Regions from separate parts of the Homo sapiens genome. Here region 1 is linked to region 2. Evidence: read pairs that join two places in POLR2A ChIA-PET (ENCODE). Cell type or tissue: Caco-2. All regions are shown on one strand. Links, peaks and the distances in the headings refer to the core of each region. The heading gives the core; the rest is flanking DNA. Region 1 overlaps CUX1 (cut like homeobox 1). Region 2 overlaps CUX1 (cut like homeobox 1).

Region 1 (10,791 bases), core at 1,274-9,273, 120 kb after region 2:
CACGGATTCCCACTGCCTGTCGGGTGAACAGAATCTGGAGTCTGTAAGATGGGCGCAACGCCACCTCCTCTGCTGTTTCCCACAACGCATACAGGGATGCAGAGCGGTCTGCTGTGGCTGTCGCTCCAGCTCCCTTGGCCCCACAGATGAGGGCAGAGAGGCAGCAATGAGTCCCAAATTGGGAGAAGAATGAGCATGCTTGGAAAACAGCTTTGTGCACCTAAACTCCTAAAATCATAGTGCTTTTCCTGGGTAGGTCACATTTTCCACCAAAATCAGAGGGCAGGAAAAGACCTGGTTCACTTCCAGTTGCCATAGTTTATACGAGACAATGTCTGGCTACTACAAAACGAGGGAGAGAGGTTCTGAGCCCCCCACCCAGAGACACAGCCTTGGGTAGGTCACCTGGCTCTCACCCTCCCCAGCTGAGTGATCCAGGCAAGTGATTTAATGTAAAATGGGGACACCCTCTGATACATACTTCATAGAGCTGCTATGAGGATTAAGTCACATAAAACGCCCAGTGCAATGAGCGTGGATGTCAGTTTCTCTTCCTCTTGCTATTCAATCTGACTCCACCTCGTATAAAGATTACGTGCCCATGTTCCTTTAATTCTCAAAATGGGGCCAGGCGCAGTGGCTCACGCCTGTAATCCCAGCACTTTGGGAGGGCAAGGCAGGGGGATCACCTGAGGTCAGGACTTTGAGACCAGCCTGGCCAACATGGTGAAACCCCATCTCTACTAAAAATACAAAAATTAGCTGGGTGTGGTGGTGGGCGCCTGCAATCTCAGCTACTTGGGAGGCTGAGGCAGGAGAATCGCTTGAACCCGGGAGGCAGAGGTTGCAGTGAGCCAAGATCACACCACTACACTCCAGCCTGGGCAACAGAGTGAGACTCTGTCTGAAAAAAAAAAAAAAAAAATTCTCAAAATGTTATTATACATTTGATATGTATCAGTATTTCTTGATTCTGAGAGATCATTTGATATTAACTCCCAATCACGGAAATTCAAGTGAAACTTACAAGCTGCGGCCTTTCCATGGAAATGCTATTCTCTTGAATCTGTTCAGCACACCCCCAGAAAATGAACAGAAGTACAGTACTGACTTAGGGTAGACAGTAGGGGTAAAAAGGGACAGAGGCGGAGACAAAATTTCTCAGTATATAAACATACAAATTTTATTTTTTTGGAGACAGGGTCTCACTGTGTTACCCAGGCTGGAGTGCAGTGATGCAATCACAGTTTACTGCAGCCTCGAACTCCTGGGCTCAAGCAATCCTCCCGCCTCAGCCATCTGAGTAGCTGGGATTACGGGCGCGTGCCACCATGTCCAGCTAATGTGTGTGTGTGTGTGTGTGTGTGTGTGTGTGTTTTGTAAAGACACGGTTTTGCCATGTTACTCCTGAGCTCAAGTGACCGCCCCCCACCTCAGCCTCCCAAAGTACTGCCATTACAGGTGCGAGTGACCGGACCTGGCTAAAATTTTGATTTTAGACCAAGTGAACACGTTACCTATTCAGAAAATAAGATTGAATAAAAAATTATAATTTGGTCTATGAGTATAAAAGCTACGCGTACAAAGTTTTCCTACAAGCCTTTTTTATAAATCTCTCAGGACTGAGAGATTTCCATCAAGAATCAAGAATTTGTTTTTTTGTTTTTCACCCCGTCACAAACCCACTCTGCGAAGATGAAAATGCCAGATGTATCCAACAAGCATTGCACTCCATAGAATACTTGCTAGACGCTCATTTAAACGGTGAGATGTGAGAGACGCTGTCTCGGAGACGCATAATGACATGTAAGGCGGAGCAGGTGCCGGGGCAGGCCACGTGGCCGGCTCTGTGGCAGGGAGAGGGGAGGATAATTCTCAGCCCTAACGAGAAGGGCTCTGCTTTATGGATTACTCAAACCACATGACATTACTGATATTTGACCATTTTTGAGCTACAAAAAAATGTCCGTTTTATAAGCAGTATTCTTTACTGCTCTGTTGTGGCTGTTATCTCAAAACAACACATAATTCTGCCTGCCAGGCTCAGCCTTGTAGGCACACGCAGTGCTCCCCACTACAATCTTCGGCTCTGCAAGGAGCCCAAAGGACCCTAATTCCCCCGACCCAGCCAGCCCCCTAGGGTACGGTTCTTGGGGTCTGCTCATCTCCATTTGCCTGGGTTCCCCATAGCTTTCTCCCGGCCATCTTGCCTCCTGTTAAAGTGGGACCTCCCCCGCCACCACCCGCCTTGTGTAGGTCACTTGTTTTCTACCTCCTGTGTTCCCCCATACCAGGATGGGGAGGGGCTACTGAGGTCTGGCCGGCTGCTGACCCTGCCCCTCCTCTTGGCCTCGGGGTCAACCAGGGAGAGAGGCAGCCACAGGTGGTTTGCTGATCTGGTCTTACAGATAAGGAAACCGAGGCTTCGCATGAATGTGACTCACCACTGAAACAAATGCCCGGGAAACAGGCCCCTTGACTTCATGCCTTCTATTATTCTTTTTATACTTAGCATACATCATGAGACATATGGGAACTTGTTAAAATTAAGAAACATCAGCCATTAAAATTAAGAAATATCAGAGGGGTGTGGTGGTGCACAACTGTAGTCCCAGCTACTCGGGAGGCTGAGGCGGAAAGAGCCCACGAGTCCTGCCTGGACAACACAGCAAGACCCCATCTCTTAGAAAATTAAAAGATGCCCATGAAGGTTGATTTGGGCAGTTGATGGCTAAGATATTAATTCCTCTGCCCAGCTCGATGGCACTGCCCCACTGCTCCGTCTGCAGGACAGAAGACGGATGTCAAAGACAACAGACAGGTCCCAACTCCGCACAGCTGCATCCGGCACAGAGAAAGACTTGGGAGATTTGTAGTGGGTTGACCCTCCAACCAATTAATTGGCTCCAGGGACCAACTAATGAAATGAGAGGGATGAATGGGAACTGCACTATCCAAAATGGTAGCCAGTGGCCACATGTGGATTACATTTCATCTAAGTTAAATTTAAAATTTGTTCCCTCCATTCCAGCTGCCATACTTCAAGGGCCCAACAGTTACATGTAGCTAGTGGCAATTATATTTGCTGGGGCGGGTAGAGACCATTTAATCAACACAGAGAGTTCTAGGGACAGTGCTGGCCTCCAATGACCCCCAGGTCCTGAGGATAACGCTATTAACCATTGCAAGGGAGGTACCGCCCCATTTCACAGACTGAGGAAGCTGATGATCAGATGACTGACCGGCTTTGTCGAAATCATAGCAGGAGAGGTAGGGCCTGGATTTGAATCCAGATTCGGCCGACTGTCCAACTGAGGCTCTCTGCAGAACACCATGCCACCATCTCTTCCCCATGCCTCTAGCTGAATGCAATTCCCTGTCTCCATGAAACAGGGGGCGAGGTCATCAGTGAAAAACGAGACGGGGCAGGGAAACCGTTGTGGCTGAGTCTCAAAATAGTCCTGCCACTGCCAAAAGGAATAGCTCTGATCTCATCTGCGCTGGTAAAAATGTTTTCCTCCTAAAGTATTTGTTTCAGAAATAAGCCTTTAATTTGAATGCTTTCAGAGCCAACATTTCTGTCTGCTGAAAATATTTATTTCTATTGTTTGGCAGGAATCAATTTGTTAGGGCACCAGCCATTCTGGCAAGGGCTCCCTTCCCCTTCGCGAGGAGAACACTGGCAGGGAAGCCACCCGCGGGCCTGTGGCTCACTCCCTGTTGGGGTTTCTCAGCCACTAACATCTGCCCGGGCAGACACGGGCTGCTGGGGAACAAAACAAACCACCTAGTGTGTGTGTGCCCGGGACATATACGCTTTGGGGGGTCCCTGGGAACGTACAGCTGGGCCTGGTGGGCCACTGGCTGCTTATAACTTGCAGAATTAAAATAGATTTTGTGGCCAGGCACAGTGGCTCACACCTGTAACCCCCGCACTTTGGGAGGCCGAGGCAGGTGGATCACCTGAGGTCAGGAGTTCGAGACCAGCCTGGCCAACATGGCAAAACCCTGTCTCTATTAAAAATACAAAAAAATAGCCGGGCGTGGTGGTGCAAGTCTGTAATCCCAGTTACTCGGGAGGCTGAGGCAGGAGAATCGCTAGAACCCTAGGGGCGGAGGTTGCAGTGAACCAAGTTCACACCACTGCACTCTAACCTGGGCGACAAAGCAAGACTCCGTCTCAAAAACAAATAAAAACAGATTTTGCTTAATTATTTTGCAAGTAGAAGAAGGCTGGTGACCCAATATTGGGTGATTTTTTGTATAGCCCTGTTTCTTCCAGAGCTGGGCCCGCCCTACCCAGGGGCATTACTGGGCCCTAGGAAGCAGTAGGGGCATTTGGGGTAGACCAGGTTCCATCCTGGATTCAGCAGCTTCTTGTTATGGGAACTTGAGCAAGTCACCAAGACTTCCTGAGCATCGATTTTCCCATTGGTAAAATATACCACCTACCTCACCTCCCAGGGTCGTTGGAAAACTATGTGATATATAAACAGAACAAGACATACTCTTCTAAGTTAAAAAAAAGTTCCAGAGAGATAGTAGTTATCATTGTTAGATTCTTCAGTGATTAAGTATCCTGCAACTTACACACATTAGCTCCTTTTCCCATATGCTCTGGGGTTCGGATGGGAGGTGGTGCCTAAGAGAAGGATCCTGCAAGTTAAAAGCTATCACAGTTATAGGTGAAGTGCTAATAACTTCATTTTGAAACTGTCAGGTTTGGCTTTTTTTTTTCTTCTTCTGAATCACAGCTGTGGCTTGCACTAGACCTCTACCTGTGGCTGTGTTCCCTTCTCACATTTTAATTAGCAAATAAAAACTCCAGAAAGCTCTCAAAATGTTTCTGCCTGGATTTTACAAGGAAAAGTTAAAAGATGCCAACTGGCTCCTGGGAAAAAACCAAACTAGTAAGAGGCATCTATCAACAAGGCAGAGCAAGTTCATCCGGAGAGCTTATGCCAGGCCAAGAAATACCATCTCGGAGCCAGCTTTGATTTTATTTTTGCAGTTAATTTTCAAGATTTTCGGTGCCGCATTCAGCGAGTGAGGTTTACAACATCCTGCCATTGGCTGAGAGCTGCTGCCAGCCAGATGGCCCCGCAGAACGACACTCGTATGGCAGAGAGAGCGGGCGTCGCAAGTGATTCCTTCGCTGCCTCCTGGCACCGGTACCGCTGGCTGCCACCAGGAAACCTGGGTTCTGGGCACCAACAGGTTACACTACATGACAGCTCCTGGTGCCAAGAGCGGAGATGCGATTTTAAAGGGGCCGCGTCAATCCTCAGTGAGTTTCACTTCTAGCTCTGCTGGACATGAGGGACACCGGCAGAGGGAAGAGGCTGCTTCATGGGCTGCCCAGAAGTGCTGCTAGTCTCCCCATTCTGGGCGCTGGAACAGTGACTCCAGCTGTCAGCATCACCCCATCCTGTCCAGGGCGCTTTCTACAAGATAGCTGAGGGGCTCTTTAACTTAGACTCTGTAAAGCTAGCTAAAGAGCTATTGCTAACCACCTAAACTCGCACTAAATGAAGATACACAATTAAGAAGCACAATTACAGCTCCTGCCGCTATGTGATGGGGTTCTGGCATGAATTCCCATCCAGTGCCCTCGGCTGGGGCAGCTCCCCACACTCTCCAAGTTCACACCATGCTCGATGGCCCCCTCTTCATCCTAGGTCTCTGTGCCAGGCCCCTGGAGGTAGGAAATTCATGCCAATTACCAAGCTTTCCTGATCCCCCTGTGACTCCTCCAAGTTCAAGTTCTCATCACCGGTTTTTCTCGAACTCTAGACGTGAGTTCTTATGTACACAGACATCAGGACTTTTTCTCTATCAAACTCAGCAAAATGACACCACCTGTTTTGGCCCAGGAAGGACATCTCTCTATACCTGATGTTCTCTGTATGCTGGGCCTCCTGTGACTTCTTTATTTTTTTATTTTTTTGAGACAGAATCACTCAGACTGGAGTGCAGTGGCACAATCCAATCTTGACTCACTGCAACCTCTGCCTCCTGGGTTCAAGAGATTCTCCTGTCTCAGCCTCCCGAGTAGCTGGGATCACAAGAGTGCACCACCACACCTGGCTAATTTTTTTTGTATTTTTAGTAGAGACCGGGTTTTGCCATGTTGACCAGGCTGGTCTCGAACTCCTGACCTCAAGTGATCCACCTGCTTTGGCCTCCCAAAGTGCTGGGATTACAGGCGTGAGCCACTGCGCCCAGCCTCCTGTGATTTCTTGAGGACCAACTGGCAGGGAGGGGATTGTGATCTGGTTTGAAGGGCAAAAGGCCGCTCAGTAATGTGGGATCTATAAGGACCCACTCCACCCCATCACCATCTTATCACTACCACCCAGGGTCTGGACCCCAGAACACTGCCCATGCAGCAACAGGAAGCAACTTGGACCAGGCAGCCTTGGTGATGCTCTCCAGCCACTTCTCTGCCCACGAGGTTCCATCACAGATAAGAAGCCACAGGCAGCCATGCACAAATAGCCGCCAGTGGACGGGGCTCTGGGATGCTGCACCTATGTGCACCAACGCCTTCCACGCCACTCAGTATGTTATTCTTCCAAGCTAGTGTAACTATAAAGGAAATTAGCCGGGTGCGGTGGCTTATGCTTTGTAATCCCAGCACTGTGGGGGGCCGAAGCAGGCAGATCACCTGTGGTCAGGAGTTCGAGACTGGCCTGGCCAACATGGCAAAACCCTGTCTCTACTAAAAATATAAATATTAGCCAGGTGTGGTGGTGCGTGCCTGTAATCCCAGCTACTCAGGAGGCTGACGCAGGAGAATCACTTGAACCCGGGAGGCGGAGGTTGCAGTGAGCCAAGGTCGCGCCGCTGCACTCCAGCCCAGGCCACAGGGCAAGACTCTGTCTCAAAAAAAAAAAAAAAAAAAAAAAGACACAGAAATGGAAAGAAACAAGAATAGTCTCTGAAGGAATCCTGAAGCAGCTTCAGTGAATAAAGTACATACAGGAAGCCGCCCCAAGAAGAGAAAATAGGATAAACTAAGAGGGAATTACGAGCCTGGCACTGAATGGCATTGGAGACTTCCCCGTCCCGGCGGCTGCCAGTTCTTCTCCTCGTCCCCACTGCTTTAAACACGGGGAGCCCAGAGCCAGTGAGCTGCTGACCTGTCAGATCTGACTTCTGGAATAAAAATGAAAAGGCCGAGTGGCAGCCGTAACATGGAATTTCCTTGTTTTTATTAGTTTAAGGCTCTTAAAGAGTGACTTTTACATTGGGGAAAACTTCTCAAATATGTACTACTTGAGACTTAGATCCAGTTACCTCTCACATGTTTTCAATCATTCTGCTTGCCAATTTTACTAGATATCAAAAGACATTTGCGGTTTAAAGCAGGGGAATGGGTCCCCCCCAACCATTCCCCACTCCAAGTACATCTGCGCTCCCTGCGGTGACTCTTCCCCCTAGATCCCTGACCCCTCGGGGCTGCCAAAAAGGCCCACCGGGGTACCGGGGGTGCTACTGGATCCACGCAGGCAAGCTGGGTGGGGGTAGGAGGGTGGTTTATTTCAAGCACTGGTACTGCAGGGGAAGAATTTTTTGGTTTTGGTTTTTAGACAAAAACTATTGATAAAATCCAGCTTTTTACATGACTTGCCACTCACATCAAGTCCAAGGAACAGAGGTTCCTCTTGAAACACACACACCAATAAGCAAAACCCTAAGACTACCACACTGGAAAAAAAATGGTTATTCAGTCATCCATCCCAAGAGCTGAAACTATAAAGATTTGGGGATGATAATATCAGACTGGTCACGCTATAGTCTGGGGTTCATTTAACATTGAAGCTGGGTGTGAAAACAGTAAACTGTTGCCCATGACCTGCGCTGTGATACTTACATCAGCAGAAATAATTATGAAAGTCTAACCAATTGTGTTGTTAGATATCTTCTAACTAAGCACAGAACCTCTACTTTTTTCTTTTCTTTATTTTATTATTATTATTTTTTTTTTTTAAGAGACAACATCTCGCCCTTCACTCAGGCTGGAGTACAGTGGCACGATCATAGCTCACTGCGGGCTTGAACTCCTGGGCTCAAGCAATCCTTCCACCTCAGCCTTTCAAGTAGCTGACACGACAGGTGCATGCCACCATGCCCAGCTACTTTTTAAAAATTTCTGTAGAAATGAGGCCTCGATATGTTGCCCAGGCTTCACTTGCTGTATTAACCAAACACACCCAGGGGTGGCTGAGCCTTCGAGGATGTCAAGCCACAAGATGTCTAATAGCAAATGACGTAAAACTCTGCGCTGTCATCCAGGGACAGAGATGGGAAGAGAGAGTTTGAAACCTCATTAAAAACAAAATGAAACACACTTCCTGCTTCGCAGATGCGTCCTAAATAGTTTGCTTGATATAAATTCAGAGGAAGGCCTAATAAGAGGGAGTAAATGGGTGCTGGCTGAAAGGAGGCTGCCCTTCAAGACAGTTGTGTGTGCGTGACTTTTCTGCACATCAGATAGGCTCAGGGGGGCCACTGCTGAGCCAGGCTTGTATCTTACTCTTCATAGGGACTGACTGCTTGCCTTATACAAAAAGGATAATACTGACTGCTCGTAAGAACTTACTGGGAGTGCGTCTCTAAATTTCTGGTACAAACGTGCACTTTCCCTATGAATACTCAAAGGCAAACAAATCCTCTAAGATGAAAAACTTCATATTTAGTTTGTTAGGGACAGACAGGCTCCACATTTCAGCACAAACATTTATTTTTAATCAAGCTAATTTTTTATTTTTCCCATTTAAGACCTGTTAATTCCATGACTGAGAATTCATCAAGTTTCAGACTGGAATTAATTTTAGCAACTGCTTTATACCAAAAATATTAGTGACGGTAGCTGTGTAACTGGCTTTGCTTCACAGTCTGTCATGGGAAAGTCTGAGCATTTGTGTTCCTTCCAGAGTCTAGTTGGAGCTGACAAAGGCGAGTTCTAAAGTGAGTTCACCATTTTCCCCTGAGGAGCAGAGCTGTCAGAAGCAATACCAGCAATCTGTTCACTGGTCTACTTTACACAAAGCTGACTGTGGCGTTCCTGTGTATACCTTCATACACCCCTTCATTCACCCATTCACGTTTCTGCAAACGCACACCGATTCGACGCTTACTGTGCATGTCCCCACGGTGCCTGCTGTTGCTCTGTTCCCACACCTGCTTCCTGGCCTACCTGCTGCACCTGGGGCAAGGCTGCCCACGACCTGCAAGAGCTGGAGGTCGGAAGACTGCTGGCTGTGGTCTGCTCTTTTCATTTTAATTTTATGGGTGAGCCAGGCATGGTGGCTCACACCTGTAATCCCAGCACTTTGGGAGGCTGAGGTGGGCGGATTGCTTCAGGAGTTTGAGAACAGCCTGGGCAACATAAGGAGACCCTGTCTCTTCGAAAAAATAATAAATAAATAAATAAATACGCCAAGTGCAGTGGTGCATGCCTATAGTCCCAGCTACTTGGGAGTCTGGGGAGGTTGAGGCCGCAATTAGCCGTGATTGTGCCGCTGCACTCCAGCCTGCATGACAGAGTAAGACCCTGTCTCCAAAAAAAAAAAAAAAAAACAAAAACAAAAAAAAAACTTTACAGGTGATACAAGGAAACGTGGCCCCCAAATCACCAATAATCCGCCCCCTTCCAGTTTACTCCCACTCTCACCTCTACAAGAATTAGGCAAATGTGACAACTTCTCCCTGCCTCGCTGAAAACTCAATCTCTGTGACTTCTTTTGGAGGGCAAGGTTGGACTGGCAGCTGACTACAGGCAGCCATGAATTCCTTCTGAAGGGATTCAGGACTTCAGGTGCTCTCTTAAATCTTTCTTCCCCTAAAATTCTTTTAAGAATGCAGGCTCCTTTTGGGGCTGCAATGCAGAGCTGAGTCTATCTATGGGACAGACACCGGCAAAGCTTACTGACATCCCACCCCTATGGACAGGTGAGAACACCCCCATCACAGCAATTTCAAAGTCTCAAGTTCCTTTATTTCCAATACTGTCCAGACCAAGCTGCCCATCCAAAGCCTTCAAGTCCAGTCTCTTCCCCATGCCAGGGTCCCAGGCCAGACTCACCCAGACCATTGGTTTCCCAATGGCCCTTACCATTGGGATCCAACTGTGGCTACAATGGGGAAGCCTGGTTGATTAGTTCTGCCTTTTTGAGGAGCTACAAAACTCTAGGAAAAGCACTTCCCACATGATTTCCAAAATACCCAGTGTTTGAGGTCAGGAGTTCAAGACCAGCCTGGCCAAAATGGCGAAACCCCGTCTCTACTAAAAATACAAAAATTAGCCAGGCGTGGTGGTGCATGCCTGTAATCCCAGCTACTCAGGAGGCTGAGACGGGAGAACTGCTTGAACCCAGGAGGCAGAGGTTGCAGTGAGCCAAGATCGCACCACTGCACTCCAGCCTGGGCGACACAGCAAGACTCCATCTCAAAAATAAATAAATTAATTAAATAAAATACCCAGCGTTTTAAGGAGTCTAGGAAGCCGACCAGTACTCAGACTTGGAGACAGGCTGGGGAGGTCACCATCCCAGCACTCAGGGAGCTCAATCATACCTAGGGAAGAACTCCCTAGGGTTACAGAAACCACACTTTAGTTCAACAATCAAACCAGGTACTCCTCTCCAGCGCTCACTTTGAGAAACATCTTTCAGGAACCCCCAAAATGCTTAAACAGTACCCTCCTCCACAGCAGTGCTGTCCCCACCATATGATTTATTTACTCCATGAGAGTTTTATTTAAGACCAGAATTGAAGCGTGCTGTT
Region 2 (10,791 bases), core at 1,220-9,219:
TCATCAACTACGGGCTTGGAGATGAAGTTCTGAGAAAAAGACTGTTCAAGTCCATCCAAGCCCTGGGATGCAGGTGTCCTGCTGGCCGGACCAAGCTACGTGCATGGGGGCTGAATGAGGCAGGAAGAAGATCATAAGAAGAGAGGGGTACTGTTCTGCCCTCGAAAATTTCCAGCCATCACCAACTGCTGTGTCTTCTTTCTACGCTGGTCCCTTTTGATGTCCTGAAATCGCCTCTCTGTCTTTGGCTACAATCGCCCTGGCCTCCTTCATTCACTCACTCCCTGCTCTCGCTCCCAGTTGATGAATTTCCCAAATGGAAGCCCGACAACTTGCTCTAGAGCTCTGGGACCAGGAACCCAGCCTTCCATATATAAGGCCCACATCACCTGTGTCCCAAGAGGAACCTACTGTATCTCACGGCCATATCTCTCCTGTATCTCACGGCCATATCTCTCCTGTCCCTTCCCCCATGTGTTCCCTGTGACTTAGCAGTTGCAAGAAAATAAAATCCCTGCCAGGCACAGTGGCTCACATCTGTAATCCCAGCACTTTGGGAGGTCAAAGCAGGTGGATCACCTGAGGTCAGGAGATCGAGACCAGCCTGGCCAACATGGTGAAACTGCATCTCTACTAAAAATAGAGAAATTAGCTGGGTGTGGTGGTGCACACCTGCAATCTCATTTGCTGGGGAGGCTGAGACAGGAGAATCACTTGAACCTGGGAGACGGAGGTTGCAGTGAGACTAGATTGCACCACTGGACTGTAGCCTGAGTGACAGGGCAAGACTCTGTCGCCAAAAAAAAAAAAAAAAAAAAATCCCTAAGACTGTACCAATATGGGCTCTTTCAGGGGCTTTGGAAATGTCTCGTTTCCTTTCCTTATCAGCCTGCTATGATTCCACTTTCTGTTTTTCCGTCGGGAGAAGCTAAAGAGGTGAGATTCAATAAATCCGCAAGAATAATATAATTTCTGGTTTTCTAAACATCACTGAATCTTCACACAAAGGGCTGGCAAAGAGTGTCACTCACGTGGAGCCCAGTCCCCTCTATGGCTGCTGTTCCCGCTAACAGGTAGCCAGGGCGGATGTCCCAGGTGACTTGCCACCCACGTGCCGTCTGCCAGATGGCTCCGTCCTTCTCTGGAAGGATCCGTTAGAAACCACTTCCTTCTACTGAGCCTAGGCTTGCTCCTCGTGGCTTCTGCTAGATGCTCTGTGTTTCAAGCCTGTGATCAAGTGGCCTCCCTGTGCCCCCGCCAGCCTCTCAGCAAAGCACCACACTTATGGCACACACTCATGGCAGTGGCAGCCCCAGACCAGCTCAGGGGGACAAGGCGACTTCCTAGAGGGGATGCATGGGCTCCTGAAGGCCGTAGCGCCAACAACCTGCCTGTTGCAACCACACACGGGGCACTTCTGCTGGCAATCCACCACAGCTCTGTGTATTCTGAGCATAGCTTCCTTTTCCAGGAGGGCTTTCACCAAGGACCCAATGGAAAATCACATCACAGAGCGCAAAATCTGCATGACGCTGGGTCGGAGCAGCCGGGAAGGCACCATCTGGGCAGCACCTTTTGCCCGGAGCATTTCTTTAATGTGAATAAAAAGACCAATTAGCCACGAAGGGTGGCTCAGGATAGAAAATGAATAGAAAAGCTTACCTCTCCTTGGAAACTCTTCAGCAGCGGCGCTACCTGCTTGCGCAAATCCTGGAGCAGGAGGCGGAGGTCAGGAAGCAGCCATTTGAGAAGGAGAAAGAAGGGAAACATTGGTTAAGGCCTCCTAAAAACAGCGTGGCAGTCAGTGCTAATTATCACTATCTAAAGCAAGCCTGGGACCTCACCCATTCCTGCACTCCTAAAACATCAATAACGCCAACTGGCGCTTCAGGATTTAAACTTATTTAAGAATACAACGAGGTGGTTCTTTGTTGTTCTTGTTGTTGAAGACAGAGTCTCATTCTGTTGACCAGGCTGGAGCACAGTGGCACAACCCTGGCTCACTGCAACCTCTGCCTCCTGGGCTAGAGTCATCCTCCCACCTCAGCCTACCAAGTAGCTGAGACTACAGGCGTACGCCACCATGCCTGGTTAATTTTTGTATTTTTTTGTAGAGACAGGGTTTCATCATGTCGTCCAGGCGAGGGTCAAACTCCTGGGCTTAAGAGATGTGCCCACCCTAGCATCCCAAAGTGCTGGGATTACAGGTGTGAGCCACCGCACCTGGCCTACAACGATGTTTTATTTCTACTAACTCCTGGTCACATATACCTCATTTTGAATGTGCTACAGACTAAAGCTTTTGCTGATGTCAGTCTAAGTGAGATAATCTGCTTAGAATAAAATAGACTAGAATGGGGGGTTTGCCTGGCTGTTTCTATCTGAAATGGACCTGGGCCACTGCACTGTATTTTAGCTGCCTCTTCTTTTTTTTTGAGATGGAGTCTCGCTCTGTCGCCTAATCTGGAGTGCAGTGGCAAGATCTCAGCTCACTGCAACCTCTGCCTTCTGGGTTTGAGTGATTCTCTCACCTCAGCCTCCCGAGTAAGTGGGACTACAGGCGCCCGGCTAATGTTTGTATTTGTAGTAGAGATGGGTTTTTGCCATGTTGGCCAAGGTGGTCTGGAACTCCTAATCTCAGGTGATCCGCCCACCTTCATCTCCCAAAGTGCTGGGATTACAGGCATGAGCCACCATGGCCGGCCCTAGCTGCCATTTTAATGCACTGTTAAGTCGGAGATACAGCCTGTTTTGAATCCACATCTGACAGAGTCACAATAAATTTTATCCCATGCCACCAGTGCCCATTTCGAAACACCAGGACATCCCATAGGTGCATGCTTATGATCTTGTTCAGAGCATTTTATTTAAAATGAAGTAACTGAGAAAGTGCTTCAAAAACTTTGAAAAGACTCGACTAAGATAATATCTTATTTACTGAAAGTTTAGGCATTGAAACTATGTTTTTTTTTTTTTTTTTTTTTTTTTTAAAGACGGAGTCTCACTGTTGCCTAGGCTGGAGTGCAGTGGCGAGATCTCGGCTTACTGCAACCTACACCTCCCAGGTTCAAGTGATTCTCCTGCCTCAACCTCCTGAGTAGCTGGGACTACAGGTGCCCACCACCATGCCTGGCTAATTTTTGTATTTTTAGTAGAGACGGGGTTTCACCATGTTGGCTAGGCTGTTCTCAAACTCCTGACCGTAGGTGATCCGCCCACCTCAGCCTCCCAAAGTGCTGGGATTACAGGCATGAGCCACCGGGCTAGGCCTACATTTTAGTTGATGAAGCCTTCTGAGAATCTGAGGAAAGCTACTGACCTTGCCATTAGAAATAAAACTCTGCAAATTATTTTATCAGAGGCTTCCTAAGTAAGACCTATCAAGATCCCAGATGAAAAAGTCTTCTTATTCAACACATACAGCCATATGTGCTTATTTATATTTAAATATAACTTAAAGTTAAATAAATTTGGAAAATTCAGTTTCTTAGTTACCCTAGCCACAGTTCAAGGATTCGGTAGCCACCCGTTGCTGGTGGCTACTGCTTCCAACAATGCAGACACAGAATTTTTCCATCATTGCAGAGGGACCTACAGGACAGGCCTGTACAGCAAGCTTTTGTTTTTTTGAGACAGGGTCTTGCTCTGTCATCCAGGTTAGAGTGTAGTGGTGTGATCATAGCTCACTGCAGCCTCAACTTCCTGGGTTCAAGCGATCCTCCCACCTCAGCCTCCCAAGTAGCTGGGACTACAGGCGCACACCATCATGCCTTGCTAATTTTCTTATTTTTTTGTAGAGATAAGGGTCTTGCTATGTTGCCCAGGCTGGTCTTGAATTCCTGGACTCAAGCGATCTGCCTGTCTTGATCTCCCACAGTGCTAGGATTACAGGTGTGAACCACTGCACCTGGCCACTGTACCACAAGTTTTTTGACAAATATCATCACAGCCCACGTTATTTTGTATTGTGATCCTGTAGAAACATTTGGTCAAGAAGCATTATAATTTCCCTTTTAACTATATACTGTTCCAAAGGATGCATTTCTAAACGTGATACCATTATTTCCTTGGAGAAGTCAATCCTGTTACTTCCTCAACTAGATGATTTTCTATTTTTTTACACCAGGCTCCAGGACAAAAAATAATCAGATTCTTTACCAATCTTTTTTTTTTCCCACCTAAGACGGGGTCTGGCTCTGTCACCCAGGCTGGAGTACAGTGGCATGATCTCGGCTCACTGTAACCTCCACCTCCCGGGTTCAAGGGATCCTCTCACCTCAACTTCCCATGTAGCTGGGACCACAGGCATGCGCCACCACACCCGGCTAGTTTTTGTATTTTTCGTAGAGACAGGATTTCACTATGTTGCCCAGGCTGGTCTTGAACTCCCAGGTTCAAGCGATATGCCTGCCTTGGTCTCCTGAAGTGCTGTGGATTACAGGCGTGAGCCACCATGCCTGGCCACCAATCTCTTTTTATATAAATAAGGCTATCTGTGGTCAGCACCAATAATAGTCCGCCAGAGATAACCACGTCCTCATAGCTGGCGCCTGTGAATGTGTTAGATTGCAATGGTAAAAGGGGCTTTTGCAGATGGGATTATGTCAGGGATCATGAGTCAGGAGATGACCCTGGATTATCCAGGTGGGCCCAGTGTAATCCCAGTGCTCCTAGTAAGAGACAGGCAGGAGGCTCAGAGTCAGAGGAGATCTGAGGACCGACGCAGAGGTCGGAATGCTATAGGAATGCCGGCAGCGCGAGAGGCTGGAAACTGCCAGGAAACTGATTCTCCCCCAGAGCTTCTAATAGGAACACAACTCTGGCTGACACCTTGATTCCAGCCTGGGGAATCCATCCCACTTTGGACTCCTGAACTCGAGCACTGTCACATGATAAATTTCTGTTGTTTTAAGCCACTCGGCGCATGGCAGGTTGCGACAGCAGCAACAGGAAGCTAACACATCACCGCATTTCACCCACTGTGCTTTTCAGAAAGGTAGAGGACAACATATAACACAAAGGGTAACAAGGGAAAAGAGTGTGGAAGGCGTAAAGAATGATGGGGGAAGATTACTATGATCCCAGCAGGGTCCAGGGAAAACGACCATGGGGCCTGGCACACAGTGGGGACTCAAAAGACATGGAAAGGGTGCATGAGGGAATGAATGGAAGAATAGCTATGGCTGGGCACGCTGGCTCACACCTGTAATCCCAGCACTTTGGGAGGCTGAGGCAAGTGGATCACCTGAGGTCAGGAGTTTGAGACCAGCCTGGCCAGCATGACGAAACCCCATCTCTACTCAAAATATAAAAATAAGCTGGGCGTGGTGGTGCATGCCTGTAGTCCAGGTTACTCAGGAGGCTGAGGTGGGAGGATCGCTTAAACCGCGGAGGCAGAGGCTGCAGTGAGCTGAGACTGCACCAATGCCCTCTAGCCTGGGTGACAGAGTGAGACTCTGTCTCAAAGAAAAAACAAAAAAAGGCTTAACAAGGGCTCAGATTCAGAGGGGAAGGAGACAAGTCAGATGAGGTCATGGAATGAGAAAGCTGGTGTGGCTGAGAGATTTCAGACTGTAGCAGAGAAATGGAAGAGGGCAGAGCTGGATGGAGGAGAGCAGGGGGCTGGGGCGCAGGGGCAAGGCCAGGCCCTGAATGGCAGTGTGCCTTAGCAGGCATGCTCCTGGGTTACCCCCAACCCTGCCAACCTGGCACAGGGCCAGCCTCACGCAAACACCAGCTCTGAGAAGTACAGGAGATGATACAATTATTTCTATATTCTGTTACAGCATTCCAGAAAGGCAGAAGGGCTATGCCTTTTATCATGTCCTTAAATAAAGCAAACTCCTCTCACCCTATCCATGTATTTTTTTCCCTTTTGAGCATATTCATGTCTCCTAACAGACCTACAAAAATAACCTTTTTGATATTAAAGCTACGTGTGTTTGTACACACACTCACGCACGCACACATATTTAAAGACAGTTGAAGAGGGAAAAACCACTACATACTCACACGTATCATACACAAACTGATATATATGTACTTCAAGCTGCCAGCCAAAAATCACTCATTCTAATTTCATCTTTGGCAGTTTGAGAAATTCCCGATCCAATTCTGCTGCCTGCAAATATTATTCAGTTTTGTACTAAACTAAGAAGAAAGATACAAAGATGTTCAATTCTGGCCAGGCACGGCGGCTCACGCCTATAGTCCCAGCACATTGGGAGGCTCCCCACCTCAACCCGGGTGGTTGAGGCTGCAAGTGAGCCAAGATCATGCCATTACACTCCAGCCTGGGTAACAGAGAGAGACTCTGTCTCAAAAAAGATGCTCAATTCTGACCCACAGAATTCTCCATCGTCGGTTAGCAAGGACATGATACGATTTACTGTCTTTCTAGAACACAGCACTCTTTGCTGTCTGGACAGCACCAGAAAATGCAGACTCTGCCACTTACTGGTCCTCATGCACACCCGCACAATCCTTCTTTGTGGTCATAAACTGGAAAAAGTGGGGTTCAGGCTGGCCAAAACCACAGTGGAACAAATGATAAGGAGGCAGTGAACACGTTTAAAAACTTTTTTGCGGGGAGGGGGATGGAGTCTCGCTCTGTCACCCAGGCTGGAGTGCAGTGACGTGACCTCGGCTCACTGCAACCTCCACCCCCCAGGTTCAAGCGATTCTCCTGCTTCAGCCTCCCAAGTAGCTGAGACTATAGGTGCGAGCCACCCCGCCCTGCTAATTTTTGTACTTTTAGTAGAGACAAGTTTTCACCATGTTGGCCAGGCTGGTCTCGAACTCCTGACCTCAAGTAATCTGCCCACCTCGGCCTCCCAAAGTGCTGGGATTACAGGCTTGAGCCACTGCACCCGGCCATGTTTTAAAACTTAATTACTTCAAGTTACACGTTACACACTTAATTCAGTTATATACTTAATTCAGGTTTGTCAGTGATGTTTTCACCTTGTTTCCATCCCATCCCATCTATTGGGCAAAAAGCAACAAACATCTTAATGCACAGAAAGTGATGTTCTTGAGATAATTCCAATCATATGCCTTTTGGCAAAAGCCAAAATAGCTCATGTCAACCTCCTCTCCTTTGAGTACACAGCAAATAAATGATGTTTACACAGAGAGGTTTCTATGTGGAAGGATTTCCATTCTTTTCTTTTTCTTTTCTTTTTTTTTTTTTTTGAGACAGTGTCTCGCTCTTCCAGGCTGGAGTGCAGTGGCTCAATCATAGCTCACTGCAGTCGTGACCTCCCGGGCACGAGCAATCCTCCCATCTCAGCACCCCGAGCAGCTGGAACTAGAGGCATGCGCCACCATGTCCGGCAAATTTTTGCATTTTTTGTAGAGACGGGGTTTCGCCATGTTGCCCAGGCTGATTTCAAACTCCTAGGCTCAAGTGATCCACCCACATCAGCCTCCCAGAGTGCTGGGATTACAGGCGTGTGCTACTGTGTCTGGCCGTATTTCCATTATTCTCGAAACTGCTGATTCACAACTCAGTTTTTAGGTCAGAGAACTGAACAGCAAAATGCTATTAAGGAATTTTCTAGGTAATGCCAATTGCTGGAGGAAACCATTCTGATGTAAAAGCAAAATAGAGACAAAATCGTCATGCAGTGTTCAATTGCACCTGTAACGTACGAGCGGGAGTCGTAACACACACACTCCCGAGCCCTCTCTGGAAGGCTCTGCTCCATCTTAGGGCCTCGTGCTCCCAATTCCCATGAGCTCTCTTCCACTCCCCATATCCCAGAGTCGCGTGCCAGGGACCCAGAGCTGGTGACACGCTGAGCTGCTGCATGGAGGTTCACCTCTGTCTGCAGGAGCGAGAGGCTCACTGGAATCAGCACAAACACAATGCACACATAGAAGGAGGCTGTGAATTACAAACACATCTCCAAAGTCATCAAGTCATTTCTGTTTTTAAAATATCTGGGCCGGGTGTGGTGGCTCACACCTGTATTCCCAGCACTTCGAGAGGCTGAAGCGGGCAGATCACCTGAGGTCAGGAGTTGGAGACCAGTCTGACCAACATGGAGAAACCCCATCTCTACTAACAAAAAATACGAAATTAGGTGGGCATGGTGGTGCATGCCTATAATCCCAGCTACTCAGAAGGCTGAGGCAGGAGAATCGCTTCAACCCAGGAAACTCCATCCAAAAAAAAAAAAAAAAAAAAAAGAGAAAAAAAAGTATCTGGTAGCTCACAACTGTAATCCCAGCACTTTGGGAGGCCAAGGCAGGAGGATTGCTTGAGCCCAGGCATTCGGGACCAGCTTGGGCAACGTGGTGAAATCCCGTCTCTAGAAAAAAATACAAAAATTAGTGAGTATGGTGGTGCAGGCTTGTAGTCCTATCTATTTTGGAGGCTGAGGTGGAGGATGGCTTGAGCCTAGGAGTTTGGGATGGCAGTGAGCTATGACTGTGCCACTGTAATCCAGCCTGGGTGACAGAGCAAGACCCTGTCTCCAAATGGGGGAAAAAAAAATCTGATAATCCAGGTTTTTCTGGATGTCTTTTTCATCCTACAGTAACTTGGATACTTTTCTGGGAAATAACCCTGACTGCATTTAAGAGGTACAACATCTCTTGGTGGTACCCCATCCTGTACAGTGACAGTTCAGGGGTGGGACCCTTTCTCCTTCGGAGACAATGTAGTCTTTCCAAGAGCACTAGGGCAGGGTGGGGGTAGTGAGGGGCTGAACTGGGTCACTTCTGAAAGACTTGATTCTGACTCTCACAAGGTTGTTGCCAATGGTGCTAGAGGTGGGGACCCTTAGGGACCTGGCCCTGTGGCTTGGCCTGTTGTCACCTTCTGTTCCAGATCTCCCTCATCTGGGGTAATTCTCCGCTCTTGCCTCTCCCCTCTCCTCTGGTCTTAGCTCACTTTGTAATTTCTTTTTTTTTTTTTTTTCCAAACCGAGTTTTGCTCTTGTCACCCAGGCTGGAGTGCAGTGGCGCGATCTCAGCTCACTGCAACCTCTGCCTCCTGGGTTCAAGCAATTCTCCTGCCTCAGCTTCCCAAGTAGCTGGGATTACAGGCGCCCGCCACCATGCCCAGCTAATTTTTGTATTTTTAGTAGAGACGGGGTTTCACCATGTTGGCCAGGCTGGTCTTGAACTCCTGACCTCAAGGGATCCACCTGCCTTGGCCTCCTAAAGTGTTGGGATTACAGGCGTGAGCCACCACGCCTGACCCCAATGTCTTTTTATAAGGTCCTGGTAGCAGCAATGAGAGAACAGTAATTACTAATGAAAGAAAAAATGTTCTTAGTATTTATTTTCCTGGATGTCACGTTAGATAGCTGTTAAGTTTCCCTTATCAATGTATACAAGAGCTCAGACCAGGTATGGAGTCTTTAAAAACAAGACAATATATATTATATGATATGTGGACTGTAGACCTCAACTTAAAATCCAGTTCAGTGAAAAATGATGTTTCTTTTGTTCCAGGATACTGAAACCGTCACTTCCCATCTCATCTGAAGATGAACCATATAACCATCAACACGGCATCGTTCCTTTGGTTACTTTTATAGATGAACACATATTCCTTCCAGTCCTTGTGATAGAAAAGGGTAATTTTAAATGGCATTGAAACTCAAGTATTAAATAAAAAATATCTTTCTATACAACAGCAGACAGTAAGTATGTCCTGGCAATTTCTCAAAGATTTTAGTTCACAGGTTTGAGAAAAATTCCATTAGCTTTAATTATTTATCAGCAGTCAATTTAGATTACTGTTCTTGACCTATTTTTACAGTGTATAGGCCACCCAGCAATGAAATAAATGAATAGTCTTTTTCTACAATGGCTGATTTTCTGAAATAAAAGAAATCTGGTTTAAAGGAGGAATGAAACCCCAAACATGTAATTACCACAATATATAACCCGCCACGCTGCTTTTGTAGTCGGATAAAATGCACATCTTTGTGAGTTTTTTGGTTATTAAATAAGATTATCTTGAAAGGGATAAACTCACTCCTGCTATAATTTCTTCCCATTTAAATGTCTTTGTGCCATTTAAAACACGTTCCGTGTCCTGGCAGAGTCTCCAATGCTGATGCTGTGGCTTTTGCGTGGTACGTGGTACAACTCCACCACGGGAAGGGCTGGCTTTGGGGGACTGGTGGGATTGGGAACTGAGATGAGGGTGCAGGATTTCAACATAGGGTGCCTGCTGGTAAGCAGCGAGGGGTACCCTGAAGCTGCAGGTGGGGACCCCTGAGTTCCTGATCAAGAGGGGATCTGCAAGACTTGTCTGATGATGAGACCGGGCATGGTGGCTCATACCTGTAATCCCAGCACTTTGGGAGGCCAAGGCAGGTGGATCACATGAGGGCAGGAGTTCAAGACCAGCCTCGCCAACATGGTGAAACCCCAACTCTACTAAAAATAGAAAAATTAGCCAGGCGTGGTGGCATGTGCCTTTAATCCCAGCTACTCCAAAGGCCGAGGCAGAATTGCTTGAACCCGGGAGGCAGAGGCTGCAGTGAGCCGAGATTGTGCCACTGCACTCCAGCCTGGGCAACAGAATGAGACTATGTCTCAAAAAACAAACAAACAAAAAAAGACTTGTCTGATGTTGAAAAGTGGGGTGGGAGGGGGGCGCGGGGGCGGTTATCTAAGTGGCAATGCCTGAATGTGGACCGAGGAGGATAAAGGCTGAGGATGGTGCAAAGGACTAAGAAGAAGGGCAGATTCGAACTGCACAGAGGCCGTGATCTGGCAGCACGTGGCCACGGCTCAGGATTATGGTGGAGCCTGGATGCCAATGCC

The links. Peaks named below come from ENCODE experiments on the same cell type or tissue, not always from the same donor. Only the 100,000 strongest peaks of a DNase experiment are listed, where the experiment ranks them.
Region 1: POLR2A ChIA-PET joins it to region 2 with 7 read pairs; 5 of 35 experiments call an interaction of 5 or more read pairs at or near these places.

The regions. Positions count from the first base shown.
Region 1 is chr7:101,894,703-101,905,493 of GRCh38, reverse strand. All of the region lies in intron 1 of CUX1 (cut like homeobox 1), which reads right to left. Among named protein-coding and RNA genes, the nearest start is that of CUX1, 82 kb to the right of the region's middle. RefSeq lists enhancers at 4,654-5,153, 8,681-9,181, 9,182-9,682. In Caco-2, for the core only: no CTCF peak of the experiment used is centred there; no DNase peak of the experiment used is centred there.
Region 2 is chr7:102,019,017-102,029,807 of GRCh38, reverse strand. It overlaps CUX1 (cut like homeobox 1), which reads right to left. Exons shown (of 24, transcript NM_181552.4): 3 at 1,663-1,710. Among named protein-coding and RNA genes, the nearest start is that of CUX1, 210 kb to the right of the region's middle. In Caco-2, for the core only: no CTCF peak of the experiment used is centred there; a DNase peak (open chromatin) is centred at 4,837.